Regions from separate parts of the Homo sapiens genome. Here region 1 is linked to region 2. A link is a contact called in ENCODE Hi-C or POLR2A ChIA-PET data. All regions are on one chromosome and are shown on one strand. Each heading gives the region's core, a stretch centred on a gene start or an enhancer-like site at or near the end of the contact. The rest is flanking DNA. Distances are from core to core; before and after follow the strand shown.

Region 1 (3,131 bases), core at 191-2,690, 81 kb before region 2:
CCATAAAAAGTTTAAAAATAATGAAATCTAAGTGGAGTCTTGGAAATTTGAATTATAACCCTCTTCATTTCGCAGGTAAAACAAACACATCCAGAGAGGTTAAGTGACCTTCCTGAAGTCACACAGCTAGCTGCAGAGCCAGGAGTCAAAATTCTGAACTGGCAGCTCCGGGCCCTTTGTGTGGCCTCATACCAGGGTCCTCAGGCAGAAATAGGTTCCTGTGGCCACCCTCCCTAATATTCCCAAGTTCTTTCAGTTCCCAGGGGTGTCTGGGAGCCCGCTAGGAGGAGGGAGGGTGCTGACAAAACTGAAGCTGGAAGGCTAGAGCTCCGGGGGAGCCAGGAGGCCCTGGGCACGGGCCAAACGTAACAGGGCGGGGCGGAGGGGGTTCTCGCCTGCTTTCTGGATCACTGACACCTGGAGCAAGCCTGCCCAGGGAACCCGACCTTGGCCATGACATAGGCTTATTCTGCCCTCACTCTGCCCCCAATCTTTCCAGCCCATCTCCCTACTGCTGAAAGATCAGGGGTCCAGGAGGGATTCCTGGGATTCTGGGCTTTGGGAAAGTGGACTGGGGGCAAATGTTAACCACCAGGGGCACTGGGGGCGGAGAGGGGGACCCTAGAAAGAGGAACTGAGTGTTTGCAGCCGCCCCTCAGTAAGATCCAGGGGCGGGGGCAGGGAAGGGAGCAGCCGCGATCCCCCTAAGCCAGGGTAGGAAACAGGTCGAAGGTCCCCTGGCCTTTGGAAGCAGAGACTTCTTACTCCCAAAGTCCTTCGACTCTGACCGCTGGAAAGACTTGGGAGCTGCTGAGTGCGCCCGGAGGACCCCGCCGCGCTGGGGCTGTGCGTGCAGCAAACCCAAGCCGCTGGCCAGGCTTGCGAGAAAGACCTCCACGCGTGGGGGGACCGTGGCGCCCTAGGTCCTCTGTCACATTCCGGGCCCTGTCACATTAGGCTGGGTTCGGAGACGTGACTGCATCTGGCCCCCCAGTCGCCCCGGCCCAGACCACCCATCCAGAATCCCCGGACTCGCCCTTCTCTCCACTCTGTCCACAGGCTGCCCATCTGGGGACCCCAGAATCTCGCCCCCTTCTCCGTCGGGCTCCCCAGGGCCTCCCTCCCCCTCGTCTGCACGCAAAGCTCCCTTAGGTCCCTTTAAGGAACAACTGGCCCCTGGTCTCTATTTCCCCCATACGATAAAGGGCACCGGGTGTTCCCGCCCGAGGGTGCGGACTCCTCGACCCTGAACTGCCACCCCCAGAAGGCCTTGAGCCCTGCGGCTCCAGGAAGACGGGTCCGTGCGCCTCCGCGTAGACTCGGCTCTCGGTCCTACGCCTGCCGCGCGCCCGCAGCCCGCCTGGCCCCGGGAAGCCTCACCATCGCTGCCGCTGTCCTCGCCCGCGCACCTCTCAGCTGGGCCTGCCCGCCCCGACTGCTCCAGATACAGCCGCCTCCGCCGTTGTGACACACCGGGAGGGGGGGACGCCGGGGACAGGCGCGCCGGGCCCGCAGCTGCCCCCCGGCATCACAGTGCCGGGGAGGGGCGGGCAGGTCACAAAGGCCCCTCCCCGCCCACCCGCGGCTCAAATCTCCGGGTCCTCGGTCCCGCCTCAGCAGCCGGGGGCGCTCGCAGCGGGGACTGCGCCCGCGGGGGAGGCTGCCCTATTACCAAAGCGCACGTGTCCACGTTCCAACACCGCCGGCGAGAGCAGCCTTCGTGACCCCAGCTGCCGGAGAAAGAAATGTAAAATGCAGCCAGGCGAATCGCGCGGGTCTCCCCAAACTTCCGTTCTCCTCCGACCCGCTGGAAAGGCTCCTGACTGGGGTGCAGCTGACCGGAGCGGGCTGCAGCGGGCCCGGGTGCCAAGGTGCCGTCTCAGCTGGGCGCCCTAGGGCCGTGTGTGCTTGGCAAGCTGCAGGGCCTCTGCTCCCAAAGCCTGTGCCTCCTGCCGCCAAGGCCCGCCTGGTTGCTGGAGACGGAAATGAGATGGCATACACAGAGCTCCTGGTACAGGCAGGTGCTGAAGACTGTTCCCGTTTTTACCCTCTCCCCGGATACCTCGCACCTCCACCGGGATTTTCAAATCTCCCCCCTTGATCCCTTCCTACTTTTAAGCCCCAAACGTGTCCAAGTCACATCTCCTATGTAATCCAGAACTCATACCAGGGTTCCCCTGCCTCTGCCCAGTAGTAAGACCCGCCAGATGCTGTTGGTTGCCCCCTGCTCGGGAAGGGGTGGGCACTTGGTAAAAGCCCCTCTTCACACTTTAGATGTTGGCCACGTTGTCACCCTGCCCATCTCCCCTCACTTCCCCCCAGGTGGGTGAGGGGCTGGATGGTCTTTGTTCCTTGTTCTCACTGCTGTTTCTTGTTCTTTCCCTCCAGTGGTCAGTTCCATTCATGTTGAAAGGTGTACCCCAGCCTCTCTCTTCCACTTTCCTCAGCACCAAGCCAACGCAGGCAAATTCATAGGTTTTCCTTAAGACAATACCACTTTAGCCAGACGTGGTAACTCCCCAAGTTTCCAAGCACAGTTAGAGATCTTCCTACCCTTCTGCTCCTAAGACATGCCTGCTTGTGGCCAATAGAGAATGAGAGCAGATTTCTGCTTACCTATGCGGCAATCTGTTCTGTTGGCCACCCATTCATAAACGATAGTACATGTGTCGTAATCATCTTTGCATTTGAGAGAGTACCAAACACAGTGCTTTACCCACTGATACAAACGGTACTTAGTAAAGCATGCGTTGAATTTTTGTCTATCTTATAATGTAAGATCCTGACAATTAAGACTCAGGATTAAGCTAATTGTGCCAAGCACATGATAAATGGTCAATAAAGGATTTTGGTTATTAGTATAACTCTATGTGTATTTCTCTTCCAAACTCTCCCATAGCATATTCTATTACTTCTTCCATAGCATTTCTTTTATTTTTTATTTTTTTTGATGGAGTCTTGCTCTGTCGCCCAGGCTGGAGTGCGGTGGTGTGATCTAGGCTCACTGCAACCTCCGCCTCCCGGGTTCAAGTGATTCTCCTGCCTCAGCCTCCCGAGTAGCTGGGACTACAGGCGCGTGCCACCACGCTCGGCTAATTTTTTGTATTTTTAGTAGAGACGGGGTTTCACCG
Region 2 (2,984 bases), core at 30-2,529:
TAAATTCAGTGCCCAAATTCTGAAGCAACTCACTTTTTCTCAGGAGTCCTTCTGGATTCAATTATTTATTTACTTTTGAGATCTGGTTATGAGACTGGCTAATTTTTTGGTAGAGACGGGGTTTTGCCATGTTGCCAGATTGGTCTTGAACTCCTGGGCTCAAGCAATCTATCTGCCTCGGCCTCACAAAGTGCTGGGATTACAGGTGTGAGCCACTGTGTCTGGCCTGGATTCAATTTTTTATTACGAGTTTTATTTGTTTCTTTTTTAAGATACATATTCTAATGACAAATCATTTGAATCGTTTTGGGAATCAGAAGGTCAAAAGCACTAAAACCTTTTCTACTGGCATGAACTAGCAGTACAAGAAAAATAACCTGACTGGGCATGGTGGCTCACACCTGGAATCCCAGCACTTTGGGAGGCCAAGGTGGGTGGTTTGCTTGAGCCCAGGAGTTCGAGAGCAGCCTGGGCAATATTGTGAGACTCTGTCTCTACAAAATACACACACACACACACACACACACACACCACACATTAGCCAGGTGTGGCGTCATGTGCCTGTAGTCCCAGCTACCCAGGGAGCTGAGGTGAGAGCTCTAGGCTGCAATGAGCTGTGATTATACCACTGCACTCCAGTCTGGGCAACAGAGTGAGACTTTGTGAAAGAAAGAAAGAGAGAAAGAAGAGAGAAAGAAAAAAGAAAGAAAAGAGACAGAAGAAAAATGAGAAAAAAAGAAGAAAAAAGAAAGAAGAAAGAAGAGAGAAAGAAGAAAGAAAGAAAAAGAAAGAAGAAAGAAAAAAGAAAGAAAGAAAAGAAAAAGAAAGGAAGGAAGGAATAAAGAAAGAAAGATCCATGATGAAGACTCACAGAATCTTTGAGTTAAAGGGAACTTGGAAGTCATGGAGTCAACTCCTGTCCCAAAGTAGATATCCTATAAGCTCTCAGATGCTTGGATCCCAGCATTTCCCTAAGCAGACTTCCAGACCATTCTGTGGTGAGTCCGCAATTTTGGAAAATTCTTTGAACAGAAATCTATCTCCCATTCATCCTTATCCCTAATGATCCTCCTTCTGCCCTGCGGAGTGACATAGAACAAGCCACGTACCTCTTCTTCATTGGCAGCCATTCCTATACATAAAGTCAATAATCATGTTCTTCAGAAGACTCCAGGCTAGACATGCTCAACTGCAGTGGCCCCTCATCCTGCTGAGCAGTGCCCAAGGCCTGCAGCCTCCTCCTCTGGTGGATGAACTCTAGTTTATCAAGGTCCCTCCTGGAACCTTGTGCTACAGAGTGGTATAAATATGACCTGGCCAGCACCAAGATTCCTGGGCCAGTTACTCCGTGAAACATCAGGTTACTCTCTGTCTACTAATATAGCTCTGAGGTTTCATTAGCTGTTTCACCAGCTGCTTCCCACGTGGGGCTCTTACTGAACCTGTTGGTTGACTTAACTCCCTATCTTCTGTTTCACATGCACAAGTCAGGCCTCTACTGTGCAATATATATTTTCAACCAAAAGTGCAGGCCATTATATTTATTCATGCTAAATCTGAACTTAGTGGTTTTAGTCTATCAAAAACTCTAGGAAGACCTTTCTTTCTCTTTTAGAGACAGGCTCCCACTCCATTGCCCAGGCTGGAGTGCAGTGATGCAATCATAGCTCAATGTAGCCTCAAACTCCTAGGCTTAAGGGGTCCACTCTTGTGCACCACCACACCTGGCTAATTTCTATTTTTTTTTCCTAGAGACAGGGTCTTGAGCTGGGAGTCCTAGTGCACACCTGTAATCCTAGCTACTCGGGAGGCTGAGGTGAGAGGATCCCTTGAGCCAGGAGTTCAAGGCTGCAGAGCTATGATTGCACCACTGCACTCCACTCCAGCCTGGATGACAGAATGAGACCCTGACTCTTTAAAAAAGTAAAATAAAATAACAGGTTCTCGCTATGTCACCCAGGCTGATCAAACTGCTAATCTTAAGGGATCCTTCTGCCTCAGCCTCCGGAGTAGCTGGGATTACAAGCTCATTCTTAATGTTTATCCTGTCAACTATAGATTATAACTAAATTTTCATCTATTTTTGATTAGCTAGCTATGGTAGCTTTCTGTCATTTACAAATGTAGGCAGCCTGCCTTCAGACTTCAAGATTACTAATGAGATGCAGAGTGACCTTGAACTAGACAGTTAACCTCTGTAGAGCTCTGTTTCCTCATCTGAGGAAAGCAAGGGAGCAGAGAATGACCTCGTAGGTCTCTAGGAATTTCAGTGTACCTTATGCAAATAAAATGGCCAGCTGGTAAAAGACAGGGAAGGGGAAAAAAGCATAGACTGACCCCTTTCACTCATGGTATAAAGTGGTCAAGTAAATGTTCTATGTTCAAATATATGTATTTTAACTTTAAACCTCAGGCATTGTCTTCAGGTAATTAAACTCTGTGAACAACATGGTAGATACCTTCATTCATAATTAAACATTCAATTTTTGCATAGTGCTAGTCTGTGGGGGAGAAAAGCTGCAAAATTTACAGGTATTTTGTCAATTTAATTGCAGTAAATTTGTTCCTAAATTCAGTACGTTATCTAAAACTGCTTGATGAAATATTAGTCTTTTTTTTTTTTCTGAGACAGAGTCTCACTGTGTCGCCTAGGCTGGGATGCAGTGGTGTGATCTCAGCTCACTGCAGCCTCCTCCTCCCAGGTTCAAGCAATTCTCCTGTCTCAGCCTCCCGGGTAGCTGGAACTACAGGCACACGCCACCGCACCTGGCTAATTTTTGTATTTTTAGTAGAGATGGGGTTTCACCATGTTGGCCAGGATGGTCTTGATCTCTTGACCTCGTGATCCACCCGCCTCGGCCTCCCAAAGTGCTAGGATTACAGGCATGAGCCACCGCACCCAGCCAAAGTCACTAATACAAAGTATTAGTCTTATACTCACTTTAATGCAATAGGTGCTAAACACTGTTTTCAGTATTCAGAAA

What was found. Hi-C counts contacts between places; a loop is a spot of excess contacts on that map. ChIA-PET counts read pairs that join two places held with the same protein, here RNA polymerase II (POLR2A). Pooled maps may share reads with other maps.
Region 1: a loop to region 2 is called in a map of K562, with 3 times the contacts of the local background. The contact joins the promoter of TUBA8 here to the promoter of LINC01634 in region 2. A Hi-C loop is called at or near these places in 1 of 168 maps with a recorded cell type or tissue (K562) and 3 of 50 pooled maps. POLR2A ChIA-PET finds 5 or more read pairs at or near these places in 1 of 52 experiments (T-cell).

Annotation. Positions count from the first base shown.
Region 1 is chr22:18,109,118-18,112,248 of GRCh38, reverse strand. It overlaps TUBA8 (tubulin alpha 8), which reads right to left and starts at 1,440. Exons shown (of 5, transcript NM_018943.3): 1 at 1,381-1,440. The coding sequence starts at 1,383. RefSeq lists a silencer at 1,274-1,663 and an enhancer at 1,744-1,943.
Region 2 is chr22:18,027,680-18,030,663 of GRCh38, reverse strand. It overlaps LINC01634 (long intergenic non-protein coding RNA 1634), which reads right to left and starts at 1,279. Exons shown (of 2, transcript NR_024417.1): 1 at 1,110-1,279. RefSeq lists enhancers at 1,090-1,189, 1,230-1,299.